Regions from separate parts of the Homo sapiens genome. Here region 2 is linked to region 1. Evidence: read pairs that join two places in POLR2A ChIA-PET (ENCODE). Cell type or tissue: Caco-2. All regions are shown on one strand.

Region 1 (8,000 bases):
GCCACATGCCCTTTTCTTTTGAGGTAAAACATGATCACAACCTTTCTGGTTAATTGTGATGAGCCTGACTGAGGCCCCTGGAGGAAAAAAAGATGTAAAGACCCACAGGGAAAAGAACCGTACCTGTGGGAGTCTGCACTAATGACTAGTGTTAAATACCAACTTCTTCCGTAGCTGCTTCTGGTTATGACTTCAAGTATGTTTTCTCATTCTCAGCATAATTGAAAGGCGTCAAATGATTAACACCAGAGGTTAAGATCTAGAACAATTTTGTCCAACCTGTGGGCTGCAAGCACCCCAGGGCAGCTTTGAATGTGGCCCAACTTTCTTAAGATGTTATGAGACTTTTTTTGTGATGTATAAATTATATAAGCTCTTCAGCTACCGTTAGTGTATTTTACATGTGGCCCAAGACTATTCTTCTTCCAATGTGGCCCAGGGAAGCCAAAAGATTGGGCACCCCTGATCTAGAAGTTAGGAGTCTTTCAGGAAGCTAAGAATAACTTACAGACACCTGATTCTATAACTCTATGAAACGTCTTAGATTCTTTGGTCTTAAAATAGTATTGGCCCAGGCGCGGTGGCTCATGCCTGTAATCCCAGCACTTTGGGAGGGTGAGGCAGGTAGATCACCTGAGGTGAGGAGTTTGAGAGCAGCCTGACCAACATGGCGAAACCCCGTCTCTAGTAAAAATACAAAAACTAGCCAGGCTTGGGGGCAGGTGCCTGTAATCCCAGTTACTCGGGAGGCTGAGGCACGAGAATCACTTGAACCCGGGAGGCAGAGGTTACAATGAGCTGAGATCGTGCCACTGCACTCCAGCCTGGGTGACAGAGCAAGACTGCCTCAAAAAAAAAAAAAAAAAAAAAAAAAAAAAAGTGGAGTACGATCATAATCTGTGTAGGCAGGAGAGAGGAAGCAATGGAGCCAGCAGGGTCTCGAGTCAGAGAGGAGTGGGAGTGGTTGGGTTGGCTGGCTTCAAGACTAGAGGGGTTCTTAATAATATAGGGTGCTATAGTCACAAGTGGGGGTGCATCCCAGGTGTTAGCAGGGTCCAACCCTTGGGTCTAGGGGTAGCATGATATTTATGACAATAATGATGGTGAACATGATAATGGGCATGACCACTCCTGTTTACAGGTGAGAAAACTTTACCCCTCTCAGCAGGACTGTCAGGTCCAAGGAGTAAAATTGGACCCTAAAAAATAGGATTCAACAGTCCTATTTGGGTCAGGGTGAACTCTTTGGCACCAAGGCTCTGGACACTTTGAGGGTGAAGCCAGGTGGGGTGGGGCTGGTTCTGGGGAAGGGCTGGTTCTGGGGAAGGGCTGGTTCTGGGGAAGGGCTGGTTCTGGGGAAGGGCTGGTTCTGGTGGCCTGAGATGCAGCAGGACTGAACAGGACTGTCCTTCCAGTAACCTCCATCCTTCCTCATCGAGCATGTCCCAACCCCAAACCTGTTTGGCACTTGCCTGATGGATTTAAATTGATGCCCTCAAAACTGCAAAACTAGGGCCAGTTCTCCCCCCTTTCTGTCCACGCACCTTCAAGAATTTAATGAGCTTGTCTAGGTTAAAATGTGTTATTCAAGCCCAATGTTTGTGGTATCACTGAGGAAGCAAATCCCAAACTAATAGAAGTTGCATGTAATGTAAAATAGCAATTAATCTCCATCATGAAGGGTAAGAAAAATTAACAAACCGCTGTTCAAATATTTATTAGGAGGAGAGACTGGACAGATATTCTTAGTCTATTACTGGGGGCAATTGAAATACAAGGAAACTGGGCTGGGCGCGGTGGCTCACGCCTATAGTCCTAGCACTTTGGGAGGCCGAGGCGGGTGGATTACCTGAGGTTGGGAGTTTAACACCAGCCTGACCAACATGGAGAAACCCCATCTCTACTAAAAATTCAAAATCAGCTGGGTGTGGTGGTGCATGCCTATAATCCCAGCTACTTTGGGAGGCTGAGGCAGGAGAATCGCTTGAACTCGGGAGGCAGAGGTTATGGTGAGCCGAGATCCTGCCATTGCACCCAAGCCTGGACAACAAGAGCAAAACTCTGTCTCAAAAAAAAAAAAAAAAACCAAGGAAACTGTCTGGTCCGTAACTGGGCATGGGGATGGGGTGGGCTTAGAAATGATTCCAGTAGGTGAGGGGTTCAGTGCCAGCCCAGGTGGGTGGGGAGGGGTGAGACCTGTGGTCTCTTTGACATATTAGAGTGGTGGGCAACTTCTGGATGCTTCTTCTCACCTCTTCTTGCTGAAATCAGGTTATGGTTGTTCAGCCTGACATGATGGCCATCTTCGACACAGGCAGGAGGATTCTGGCCCCTGCTCCAGCCAGAGGTTTAGCCCTGAACCCCAGCCTTGACCCCTCCTACCGTTGTCCTGCCTCTATGTTCCCTTCATCTACCTCCTCTTTTTGATGGCCTTGGCAATTCTTTTTTGTTTTTTTTTGAGATTGGAGTCTCATTCTGTAGCCCAGGCTGGAGTGCAGTGGTGCAACCTTGGCTCACTGCAACCTCGGCTCACTGCAACCTCCACCTCCCGGGTTCAAGTGATTCTCCTGCATCAGCTAGAGAATCGAGTAGCTGGGATTACAGGCACCCACCACCACGCCCAGCTAATTTTTTTTTTTTTTTTTTTTTTGTATTTATAGTAGAGATGGGGTTTCACCGTGTTGGCCAGGCTTGTCTCAAACTCCTGACTTCAAGTGATCCGCCCACCTCGGCCTCCCAAAGTGCTAGGATTACAGTTGTTAGCCACTGCAATTGGCCTAGGCAATTCTTAACAACTCTGGATTTTTCCCTACAAATGCTGAGCCACTCCCACAGGATTACCAACCACCTGTCCTCCTCCTACCAATACCCCACCTAAGACCTAGATAAAGGTGATGATAAAGGCTGGCACCTGGAAAACAAGGGTTCAGGCTTCCTTTCCCAGCTGAGGGAGATGCCTCCAAAGATGGCCGCCAACAACGCCTCCTGTCCCTGGACACGCAGGCTCCTGTCAAGAGGTGGCACTATTTCTCCTCCCTAGAATTTGGGCTGGCCTTGTGACCTGCTTTCACTTGTGCCGGTTCCATGCCTGGCTTGTAAGAGGCCTAGCAGCTTCTGTTCTCTTGGAGCCCTGAGCCACTGAGAAAGAAATCCAACTAACCTTCTGGAGACAGGCCCAGCCAGGGCCCAGCCGGTCCAACTACTCCTTGACAACCAAGGCTGCCACAAAGACAGGATAGAGGAAGGAACACAGAGGCAGGGCAATGGGAGGAGCCATTTAAGGCTGAGGTTCAGGGATGAGCCCCTGGATAGGGAAGGGGCCAGAACCTTTCTATGTGTGTCTTGAATGTTCCAGCTCCAGCTGAATGTGGGAGTGATCCCCAAAAATACCTTGTGGAGCAGAACTTCCCGTCTGCGTCTGGACATCCCTTAGAACCATAAGAAATAACTGTAATGAAGGCCAGGCCCGGTGGCTCACACCTGTAATCCCAGCACTTTGGGAGGCTCAGGTGGATAACCTGAGGTCGAGAGGTTGAGACCAGCCAGACCAACACCGAGAAACCCAGTCTCTACTAAAAATACAAAATTAGCCAGGTGTGGTGGCGCATGCCTCCCAGCTACTTGGGAGCCTGAAGCAGGAGAATTGCTTGAACCTGGGAGGCGGAGGTTGCGGTGAGCTGAGATTGAGCCATTGCCCTCCAGCCTGGGCAACAAGAGTGAAACTCTGTCCCAAAAAGAAAGGAAGGAAGGAAGGAAGGGAGGGAGGGAGGGTGGACTGTAATGGTTAATACTGAGTGTCAACTTGATTGGATTGAAGGATACAAAGTATTGATCCTGGGTGTGCCTGTGAGGGTGTTACCAAAGGAGATTAACATTTGAGTCAGTGGGCTGGAAAAGGCAGACCCACCCTCAATCTGGGTGGATAGCATCTAATCAGCTGCCAGCATGGCTAGAATATAAAGCAGGCAGAAAAAAGTGAAAAGGTGAGATGGGCCTAGCGTCCCAGCCTACATCTTTCTCCTCTGCTGGATGCTTCCTGCCCTTGAGCATCCAAGTTCTTCAGTTTTGGGACTCAGACTGGCTCTCTGCTCCTCAGCTTACAGACGGCCTATCGTGGGACCTTGTGATTATGTGAGTTAATACTTAATAAACTCTCCTTTATATATATATATATATACATATATATATCCTATTTGTTCTGACCCTCTAGAGAACCGTGACTAATACAATAAACATCATCATTTTAAGCCACTGAGATTTGGAGTGGAGTAGCGTATTAAATAGCAATAGGTAACTGAGACTCCAGCCCAGCTAGGACCAGTCTGGCACCCCCCTGCCATTTTGGATGCTGCAAACTATACTTGGCCAACTTCAGGATCCCCAGTTGACACCTACATGGGGTCTCCTGCTGCTGACCACCTGTCAGGGCTGCTCTGCCCACCAAGCTTCAAGCGGAAGCTCATGCCATTGTTCAACAAACATGGAGTCGCACCTGCTATTTAAGCCAATCCCTGTATTGGCCGCTGAGGATTCAGAGACACACTCCTGGCCTCTGAGGAGTTCACAGGCCCAAGGGGAGTCCGGCAGGAAGATAACATGCTAAAAGTCAGGGTGCAGAGTGTGAAATAGTAGCAGGACACAGTCCCAGGCAAGTTCAGGAGGTGGGAGTGGCAGCTATGCCCCAGTAGGCTTCATGGGGTTGGGTATTTGAGTGGTCAGCAGGGAGTTCTCCAGGCAGGTTGATTTTGTGCTGTCCCCTGTGGCCCTTCTCAATGCCGTTGCCTGCCCTCTGACCCCCTGCTCCCCAGCCCTGGGCCTCTGTGCTTCACCCAGGCAGGTTTTGCCCTCACTGGAGCCAGGCTCTACAGCCAATGGAGGATTTTAAGCAGAATGACATGGTGGTTGATGTTAGGTGAGGATTGGGAGGAACCAGAGACCTGGCCAGAGATGGGGAGCTCAGTGACAAGGCAGTTGCAGTGGTTAAGGTAAGAGAATCGTGGTGGAAAAGGAGCAAAGATCTGTGCCAAGGGGAGAGCCTAGGATTCAGAGGAGCCAGGCAACCAGGTCAAAGTGCATGGACCCCCAATCCAGTGCTGATTCCACTGTAGAGCGAATAAAAAGTAATTTTAAAGGTTAAAAATACAGATGAGTACGTGGAGGTAAATACAAGGATGTCCTCGGGAGCTGTGATTGTGATGGTAAGAAGTTGGAAAGAATCTGTCTATCAAGAGGAAAATAATTACATAAATTATGGTAATTCTTACGATAGAACATTATCAAGGAGCTAAAAGGAATGAACTCAGGCATATGTAACAACATGAGTAAGTCTTGCAAATACACTGTTGCATAAAGAAAAGCTGCATAATGATATATATGGTAAAAAATCCACTTATTTACTAAAATATACAAAATAATATTATATATTTTCTATGGGTTCCTATAAAATGCGTGAATATATTTTTGAAAGATCTGGAAGGCACTTGCCAAGTTCAATATTTGGAAAGGGGCCATGGACCAGGATTGCAGAAGGTGGGCAAAGAAAACTTGTGCTCCGTTCATAATTTTTTTTTAAAGAATGGTTCCATTTTACTGACATAATTAAATATTAATTAAAAATAGAAAACAATGAATTAAGGATTTGATTCATAGGTATTGTTAATCCCCCAAAATAATCAGCTCAGACCTTCACCCTCTGATCCCTCAAGGGAGCTGAAGTCCTACTACCAGACACTCATTCTGTGCCAGCGTCTGGGTGGCGGGAGTGTCACTGAGGAAAGGAGGGGATGAGAGTGTACCGAACCCCTGTTGTTTGGCATGTTGTTTGTTGGCACATGACAAATCTTGTGTCATTGAATTGTCACAGCTACCCTAAGCCGTGGGGGTGGGGGGGGCGCGGGTATGACGATTCTTATTGTACAGATGAGCTGCGTGCATTTGGGAAATTCAGTCAAATAAATAGTTCAAGATCACACAGCATGCAAGTGGAAAGATTTGAACCCAGGTCTGTATTGTCCCAAAAGCCATACCCTCTCCTCTGTACCAAGGAGGAACAAGAGGACAGACAGGCATGGAATCACCTGGGAGCTTTCAAAGCACACAGGTGCCAGATCCTGCCCTCAGAGATGCCGATGTGATTGACCTGGGGTGGGGCCTGGGCTTTTTTTTTTCTTTTTTTAAAGCTGTGACTATGCCCTGCCAGGCTTGAGGACAACTGCCTTAACTGGAGTCCAGCTCATTCCTCTCAGATCAGCCACCACGGGGTGACTCTTTCAACCGTGCCTCCCATTACTCAAGGGCTGTCCTTTTGGACAATGACTTTGTGAGAAGTGTTTATTACACTTGGGTGCATTTTAAAAAGGTGGCTCACAAACCCTGTCTCAGATTTGAGTTCCCATTTTCTCACTGTTTTTTTATTAGAGAATTCGAGACGGGTTCTTCAAGAAAAAAAATTACCCTAAGAAATAACCACCTTATAGAACGAGCAGGATCATGAATAAAAAAAAAGAAATTAAAAAAATAACCAGTAATAATTTTATGTATTTTATTTTACTTTATTTATTTATTTGAGACATAGTCTTGCTCTGTTGCCCAGGCTGGAGTGCAGTGGCACACTGCAACCCCCGCTGTAGAACTCGGCTCACTGCAAACCCCGCCTCCCAGGTTCAATCAATTCTCCTGACTCAGCTTCCCAAGTAGCTGGGATTACAGGTGCACACCACCATGCCTGGCTAATTTTCGTATTTTAGTAGAGACGGGGTTTCACCATGTTGGCCAGGCTGGTCTTGAACTCCTGACCTCAAGTGATCTGCTTGCCTCAGCCTCCCAAACTTCTGGGATTACAGGCGTGAGCTACCATGCCCAGCCTAATTTTATTTATTTTAAAGTCAGCGTTTCCTAGACCTCAGGCATTTGGGAGACAGCTTCACATTTGCCATGTTTGTATCACCACTGTTAATTTACTTAACATTTCACTTTAAATCAATACATAGTTCATAAACTTAAAAACTTTTATTTTAAAAGATAACTGTGTATCATCACTAAAAATGAAAAGCAAAAATACTTGTAATAAACACATAACCATAAAAATAAAACATGGTTACTTTGTGTCCTACCTAAAATTTAGGAGCTCATATACCACCAGTGATGTGTGTCCTGTATTTTGGGAAATAGTTATAAATACTAAATTGAAAAGACTGAAACTTTTAGATAAAATCTTAATGACTCCTAGGGCATTTCTCACATGGATTATTGCCAGATCCTCCTAACTGACCTTCCTGTTTCTAAGCTCATCACCCCCATTCCCCACCTATTTTCCTCCCAGCAGACAGTGGTATCTTTTTTTTTTTTTTTTTTTTTTGAGATGGAGTTTTGTTCTTGTTGCCCAGGCTGGAGTGCAATGGTGCAATCTTGGCTCACTGCAACCTCCCCACCTCCTGGGTTCAAGCAATTCTCCTGCCTCAGCCTCCCAAGTCATTGGGATTACAGGCATGTGCCACCACGCCTAGCTAATTTTTTGTGTTTAGTAGAGATGGGGGTTTCACCATGTTAGTCAGGCTGGCCTTGAACTCCTGACCTCAGGTGATCCACCCACCTCGGCCTCCCAAAGTGCTGGGATTACAGGCGTGTGCCACCACATTGGGCCTGGTATTCTTTAAAAATTTACATCAGATGATGTCATTTATCCATCCAAACCCTCCGTTTGCTCTCATCTCATTCAGGGTAAAAGATATAGAACCTACTATAGCTGACACCTTTTCTACGCAAAGTGAGGTCCATCGGCCAGCAGTATCAATATCATCTGAGAACTGGTTAGGAATGCAGTATCCAGGCATGGTGGCATGCACCTGTAGTCCCAGCTACTTGGGAGGCTAAGGCAGGAGGATCGCCAGGAGTTCAAGGCTGCAGTGAGCTATGACTGCACCACTGCACCCCAGCCTGGATGACAGAGTGAGATCTATCTCTAAAATTAAAAAAAAAGAAAAAAAAGCAGAATCTCAGAT
Region 2 (8,000 bases), 450 kb before region 1:
AAAATACAAAAATTTGGCCGGTCACAGTGGCTCACACCTATAATCCCAGCACTTTGGGAGGCTGAGGCAGGTGGATCACGAGGTCAGGAGTTCGAGACCAGCCTGGCTAACATGGTGAAACCCCGTCTCTACTAAAAACACAAAAAATTAGCCGGACGTGGTGGCGGGCGCCTGTAATTCCAGCTACTTGGGAGGTTGAGGCAGGAGAATCGCTTGAACCTGGGAGGCAGAGGTTGCAGTGAGCTGAGATCGTGCCATTGCACTCCAACCTGGGCAGCAAGAGTGAAACTCCGTCTCAAAAAAAAAAAAAGAAAATCAAACAAACAAAGAAAAATTAGCCGGGCATGGTAGCGCGAGCCTGTAGTCCCAGCTAATAGGGAGGCTGAGGCAGAAGAATCGCTTGAACCCGGGAGGCGGAGATTGTGGTGAGCCGAAATCAAGCCACTACACTCCTGCTTGGGCAACAGAGCGAAATAAATAAAATAAAATAAAAGGAAAGGAAACATGTGCTGTCCATTGGGTGGCCACTAGGCTATTTAAATTTCAATTAATTAAAATTAAATAAAATTGGTACTTTAGTTCCTCAGTTGCACCAGCCAAATTTGAAGTGCTCGACAGCCATGTGCGGTGGCTATCATACTGAGCTGCACAGATCACTGCAGAATGTTCTCTGGGATAGTGCTGATTCAAACCCTCTAATTCTCCAGAGTTTTTCTCCCTTTTCAGAATAGGGCTCTCTTCTCTGCAGCCTTTCTTCCCCTCACCCCCAACAAGGCCCATCGAGGCACAGTAATCTGCCCCACCCCACCCCCACTGTATCCTCTGGGCATAGATTCCAAAACCCCCAGTGGGTGGCTGAAACTGCAAATAGTTCCTAACCCTCCATAGTTTGTACTTGCAATGACCTTGGTGCGAAGGTGTTCTTTTGTTCTCTGCAGGGCCTGCACCTGGGATGGAGGCTGGAGAACAGGTGTGGAGCTGTGCCCTGGGGCACCGAGGGGATAGGCTCAATTGTTGGTGTTGTAAAGCAAACAACTGCACCCAACTCTGTCCCAGGCGCCAGCAGAAGCCTCCACCTTCGGAGGTGGACGAGGGAGGGAAGCCCTGGGGAATTGTGGGCCCTGTCCCCACTATCTCCCAGAGGCAGTTTAAGATCACATAATAAGTCTGGGCCTGGAATGAACAGTTTCCAGCACAGCTGACACCTGGGGCAGGTGCTCCAGATGGGAGGCCCAGAGTGCAGGGGGAGGAAAGGCTTGGCAACCTCACAAAGGCCAAGGCTCATCTGCACTGGAGGCTGTGGAAGGTGCGAATAAGTCACATTCAGATTATTTCAACCTATACACATTCCACATCCACTGTGGCCCCAACACCACCAGCAGAGAAAAGCAGGAGTGGAGAAACCCCAATCCTATCTACACCCTCATGCAGACATCCCAAAGTTAACATCCCCAGACCTGAACTCCTGCTTTCGCCCTTGGCATGTGTTTGTTCATCCCACAGCTGTCACCACCTCAGCCTGTGGCTGCTCCATCCTTTCAGCTGCTCAGCCCAGAACCTTGGAGTCACCCTTCATCCTGCTCTTTTCCATACCCCACAAACAAGCCATCAGCAAACTCCACCATCTCCACCTTCAAACAGAACACACATCCAACCCCTACTCACCATCTCTACTGCCACTACCTTGTTCCAAGCCATCACGGTCTCCCTCCAGAATCACCCAGTGGTTTTCCACCGTTGCCTCCCCTGGCATACCCTTCTCTCTAGAGGGATGATCATGTCGCTCCTTTGCTCAAAACTATCTAGAGGCTCTGAAATTTGTGGAGAACAAATTCAAATTCCTGGCAGAGCACAGTGGCTCAAGCCTATAAACCCAGCACTTTGGGAAGCCAAGATAGAAGGATTGCTTGAGCCCAGGAGCTCTAGACCAGCCTGGGCAACATAAAGAGACCTTGTCCCTACAAAAAATTTTAGCTGGGTGCAGTGGCTCATGCCTGTAATCCCAGCACTTTGAGAAGCCGAGGCGGGCGGATCACGAGGACAGGAGTTCAAGACCAGCCTGGCCAACATAGTGAAACCCCGTCTCTACTAAAAATACAAAAATTAGCTGGACATGGGGGCATGCGCCTGTAGTCCCAGCTACTTGGGAGGCTGAGACAGGAGAATCGCTTGAACCCAGGAGGTGGAGGTTGTGGTGAGCGGAGATCACGCCACTGCACTCCAGCCTGGGCAACAGAGTGAGACTCTGTCTCAAAAAAAAAAAAAAATTTAAAATTAGCCAGGTGTGTCTGTGGTCTCAGCTACTCAGGAGGTTGTGATGGGAGGGTCACTTGAGCCCAGGAGGTCAAAGCTGCAGTGAGCCATGATCGTGCCACTGCATTCCAGCCTGAGTGACAGAGTGAGACCCAGTCTCAAATAAATACATTAAATTAAATTAGAAATAAAAAATAAAGTCAGATTTCTTACTATGGCCTACCAGGCCCCACGTTATCTGGCCGCAGTCCCCTTTCTCAGTCTCTGCTGTATCCTGATGTCCTTTCTGTGCAGCCATCTTTCTGCCTCCGGGCCTTTGTTCCTGCTACCCTTACTCAGCCTGGCGGCTGTCTTACCTTCTCCAGGTTTTAGAGTTTAATTAACACCTCCTTAGAGAACACTCTCTCTGCTTCCTTATATAAAGTAGCACTTGGCCGGGTGCGGTGGCTCACACCTGTAATCCCAGCACTTTGGGAGGCCAAGGCGGGCGGATCACTTGAGGTCAGGAGTTCGAGACCAGCCTGGCCAACATGGCAAAACCCTGTCTCTACTAAAAATACAAAGTTAGCCGGACGTGGTGGCACATGCCTGTAATCCCAGCTACTCGGGAGGCTGAGGCAGGAGAATCGCTTGAACCCAGGAGGCCAAGGTTGCAGTCAGTCGAAATCGCACCACTGCACTCCAGCGTGGGCAACAGAGCAAGACTCTGTCTCAAAAAAAAAAAAAAAAAAAAAAGTTGGGTTGCACCTCTTGCCTTTCTCCTGCCTTGTTTTTCCTTGGAGTACCTAGCATAGTGTATACTGACTATGCTCATTGCCAGTTCATGGTCACTGTCCCCTCACAGAATGCCTCCCCCGTGGGGTGGGAATTTGGTCTGTCTTGTGCACAGTTGTAGCCCTGATGCTCAGGACAGTGCTTGGCACATGGTATGTGTTTGGTGATGGAGGGAAGAATGCACAAGCTCTGTGCTTGGTGCCATGCACAGCACCTAATATGGTTTTCTCACCCACTACCCACAGCCCCTAAGCCAGGTGCTGTTCTCACAGATGGGGAAATGCCACATAGAGACTATGATTTACCCCAGCCTAGTAACAGACCTATCCAAAGTGTGTCTTTTGTACCACTCCCCCATAGACAATCAGACTTGATAGCCAGGTTGCTGTTTGAGACCAAATTCTGAGGGCCCCTAGGGATTCACATGCATCAGCATGAGATCTGGGACCTTCTGCTCTAAGGGTGGGCAGCTCTGAACAGGTAAGTCTTTAACATTCTCAAAGAAGGCTTCAAATATCTGGATTTCTCCTCTCTTTTAGCCTGTCTAGGGCCATTTGTTTAGAGGAAAAATTTAAAAAGCAAATCACAGTCCTCCAGGGCATTCATGAAACCATGTATATGCCTTCCTTGGCCTCAGGCTTAAACATCCCTTCCCTGGTCTCCAAGATTGCAGCGTGCAGCCCCGCCCACTCTGCCTAGAGGTCTCTCTGTCCCTCCAGCCTGAACAACTGGGACAAGGGGTGGGACAGAGGGAATGAAAAGCTCTGCGGGTGTGGAAGGTAAAGAAGAGGTGATGGGGCCATGCTCAGTAGCTCATGCTTGTAATCCCAGTACTTTGGGAGGCCGAAGCGGGTGGGTCACCTGAGGCTAGGAGTTTGAGACCAGCCTGGCCAACATGGTGAAACTTTGCCTCTACTAAAAATACAAAACTTAGCTGGGCGTGGTGGCGGGCGCCTGTAATCCCAGCTACTCGGGAGGCTGAGGAAGGAGAATCATTTGAACCCGGGAGGTGGAGGTTGCAGTGAGTTGAGATGGTGCCCCATTGCACTCCAGCCTGGGTGACAAGAGTGGAACTCTGTCTCAAAAAAAAAAAAAAGAAGAGGTGAGGGAAGTGATAGGCTGGGTCCAAACAATGTAGGACTTTGTAGATCATGGTGGGCAGTTTGAATTTTATTTTAAGGACATTAGAGTCTTGGAGGTGTCATTTGTTTAACTTTTATTTATTTATTTATTTATTTATTTATTTGAGATGGAGTCTCGCTGTGTTGCCAGGCTGGAGTGCAGTGGCCCGATCTCGGCTCACTGCAACCTCGGCCTCCTGAGTTCAAGCAATCCTCCCGCCTCAGCCTCCCAAGTAGCTGGGATAACAAGTGTGTGCCACCACACTTGGCTAATTTTGTATTTTGAGTGGAGACAGGGTGTCACTGCATTGGCCAGGCTAGTCTCAAGCTCCTGACCCCAAGTGATCTGCCTGCCTCGGCCTCCTAAAGTGCCGGGATTACAGGTGTGAGCCACCGTGGCCAGCCTTTTTTTTTTTTTTTTTTTTTTTTTTGAGACAGAGTCCACTCTGTCACCCAGGCTGGAGTGCAGTGGCACAAACTTGGCTCACTGCAACATCCACCTCCCGGGTTGAAGCGACTCTCCTGCCTCAGTCTCCTGAGTAGCTGGGACTACAGGTGCGTGCCAGCACGCCCGGCTAATTTTTGTATTTTTAGTAGAGATGAGGTTTCACCATGTTGGCCAGTCTGGTCTGAACTCCTGATCTCAAGTGATCTGCCCACCTTGGCCTCCCAAAGTGCCAGGATTACAGGTGCGAGCCACAGCACCAGGCCTAGGATAGTTTTTCAAAAGGCAGGATGCAGGCTGGGCAAAGTGGCTGTAATCCCAACACTCTGGGAGGCCGAGGCAGGTAGATCACTTGAGGTCAGGAGTTCGAGACCAGCCAGGTCAATATGGTGAAACCCCCATCTCCACTAAAAATATGAAAATTAGCTGGGCGTGCTGGCACGTGCCTGTAATCCCAGGCTGCTCAGGAGGCTGAGGCAGAAAAATCACTTGAACCTGGGAGGCGGAGGTTGCAGTGAGCCGAGATCAATGCCGTTGCTCTCCAGCCTGGGCAACAGAGTAAGAGTCTGTCTCAAAATAAATAAATAAATAAATAAATAAATAAATAAAAATATTAAAAAAATAAAAGGCAGGATGCAGAAATGTGCTAATAGTATGATCTCAATTATGTAAATAGGTCCATGAACAGAAAAACGTTGGGAATACTATACAGTAAAATGGTGACAATTTCTTTCTTTTTTCTTTTTATTTTTTGAGACAGAGTCTTGCTCTATTGTCCAGGCTGAAGTGTAGTGGCATAATCACTGCTCACTGCAGCTGGCCAATGGGGTTTTGCTATGTTGCCCAGGCTGGTCTTAAACTCCTGGCCTCATGGAATCCTCCCACCTTGGCCTCACAAAGTGCTGAGATTCAGGCATGAGCCACCACCTCCCTGGCCTATTCCTCAATGTTAAGAATTAAGATAATCTGTCATGAGATTAGAGTTAAGGAAAAAAAGAATTCACTGTTATTTTTGTCACAATCTTCTTATGTAGTGTACAAATTCTTCACCATGACTATGCTCACATTCCTCTCATAAGCATAAACAATAATAAATTTTAATCATATAACCAGTAGCCAAAGAACTCGTTCATCTCTCCCTCTGGGAGTTTTGGGCTCTTCAGCCTTTTTGGGAGAAAAAGCCTTGCTTATTAGAAAAGCCCCAGCTGCTGGGCCTAGTGGCTCACACCTGTAATCCCAGCACTTTGGGAGGCCAAGGCGGGTAGATCACCTGAGGTCCAGAGTTCGAGACCAGCCTGGCCAACATGGAGAAACCCCGTCTCTACTAAAAACACAAAATTAGCTAGGTGTGGTGGCTCATGCCTGTAATCCCAGCTACTCGGGACGGTGAGGCAGGGAAATCGTTTGAACCCGGGAGGCAGAGATGCCGTGCATTGCACTCCAGCCTGGGCAACAAGAGTGAAACTGTGTCTCAAAAAAAAAAAAGAAAAGAAAAGCCCCAGCCCTGTCAAATATTTTTCTGGCACACAAAGAGATTTTTTTTAAAGTGCCATGGGTATTTCAGACTCCTGTTTACCCAAGAAGGACCAACACCTCTAAGTCGCTTCCCCTCGCTGACTGTCATCTGGCCTGGCCTTGTGTTTATCCTTCATTAGCGGAACGGGCATGGCCAGGGCAGATGGCAGGCAGCACACACTTCTCCCTAACGCCCATCTTTATCCTTCTCGTCACTAGTTAAAGAAAAACAGTCACTGGACTTGGACAAGAAAGAGCCAGGGCCTCAAGCAATTTCCTTAGGTCTATCTAAGTCTACAAGGCTTCCAGAAGGCTGTGAAAAGAATGTCAGAATTAAGTTCTATCACCTGAGTAACCTTCAGACTCAGGCTGACCTTATAATATCTCTTAACTTCCCTGGCGCTGGAAAATTTAGTTATTGCAAGGTTGAAGTCAAATTCAGTTTATAAGGCACCTAGCCCTGTCCCTTGACTTGTAAATGTTAATGGTTTATGGCTCTGATGTGCTCCCCAAAGGCCTATCCCCCACCCCAAAACATAAACACATTCCACCATGAACTATGCAAGAATAACAAATAAATAGAAAAGGTTGGTGACTTGTGTCAACTAACTTATTGTCTCTATATTTGAAACCACACAGAACTTGAGAAATCTCTATCTTTGAAACCAGGCCTTGTCCAGGCCCTTAGCAACAAAGTTTTATCTTCAGAAACAGTAGAATGAGACCAAGTGTGGTGGCTCACGCCTATAATCTCAGCACTTTGGGAAGCCGAGGCGGGTGGATCACTTGAGTTTGAGACCAGCCTGGCCAACATGGTGAAACTCTGTCTCTACTAAAAATACAAAAAATTAGCCGTGCGTGGTGGCATGTGCCTGTAGTCCCAGGTATTCAGGAGGACAAGGCAGAGGCAGGAGAATTGCTTGAACCAAGGAGGGGAGGTTGCAGTGAAGCAAGATTGTGCCACTGCACTCCAACCTGGGCGACAGAGGGACTCCATCCCCCCCAAAAAAAGTGGCCAGGCATGGTGGCTTATGCCTGTAATCCCAGCACTTTGGGAGGCCATGGTGGGCGGATCACTTGAGGTCGGGAGTTTGAGACCAGCCTGGCCAACATGATGAAACACTGTCTCTACTAAAAAAAAAAAAAAAAGCTGGGCATCATGGTGCACACCTGTAATCCCAGCTACTTGGAGGCTGAGGTATGAGAATTGCTTGAACCTGGGAGGCAGAGGTTGCAGTGGGCCAATATCACACCACTGTACTCCACACTCCAGCCTGGTCGACAAAGCGAGACTCCATCTCAAAAAAAAAACAACAAGTTTTTGAATCAACCTTGTGTTCCCTGGGTAATCCTAATTTGTTCATAATGTATTATACTTTTTATATATTGTTAGATTCCATTTCCTAATATTTTCTTTCTTTCTTTTTTTTTTTTTTTTTTTTTGAGATGGAGTTTAACTCTTGTTGCCCAGGCTGGAGTGCAATGGCTCGATCTTGGCTCACCGCAACCTCCACCTCCCGGGTTCAAGGGATTCTCCTGCCTCAGCCTCCTGAGTAGCTGGGACTACAGGCTCGCGCTACCACGCCCAGCTAATTTTTTTTTTTTTTTTGAGACAAAGTCTCACTCTTGTCCCCCAGGCTGGAGTGCAATGGAACGATCTTGGCTCACTGCAACTTCTGCCTCTGGGTTCAAGTGATTCTCCTGCCTCAGCCTCCCGAGTAACTGGGATTACAGGCGCCTGCCACCATGTCCAGCTAATTTTTTTTGTATCTTTAGTAGAGACGGGGTTTCACCATGTTGGCCAGGCTGGTCTCCAGCTCCTGACCTCAGGTGATCTGCCTGTCTCGACCTCCCAAAGTGCTGGGATTACAGGTGTAAGCCACCATGCCCGG

What was found. Peaks named below come from ENCODE experiments on the same cell type or tissue, not always from the same donor. Only the 100,000 strongest peaks of a DNase experiment are listed, where the experiment ranks them.
Region 2: POLR2A ChIA-PET joins it to region 1 with 8 read pairs; 1 of 35 experiments calls an interaction of 5 or more read pairs at or near these places.

The regions. Positions count from the first base shown.
Region 1 is chr20:33,930,601-33,938,600 of GRCh38, forward strand. No RefSeq gene overlaps it. Among named protein-coding and RNA genes, the nearest start is that of RALY, 59 kb to the right of the region's middle. RefSeq lists an enhancer at 2,598-3,098. In Caco-2, a CTCF peak has its summit at 3,017 (motif pointing right); a DNase peak (open chromatin) is centred at 3,041.
Region 2 is chr20:33,476,552-33,484,551 of GRCh38, forward strand. No RefSeq gene overlaps it. Among named protein-coding and RNA genes, the nearest start is that of CBFA2T2, 9.5 kb to the right of the region's middle. RefSeq lists an enhancer at 540-1,455. In Caco-2, no CTCF peak of the experiment used is centred here; DNase peaks (open chromatin) are centred at 1,040 and 3,736.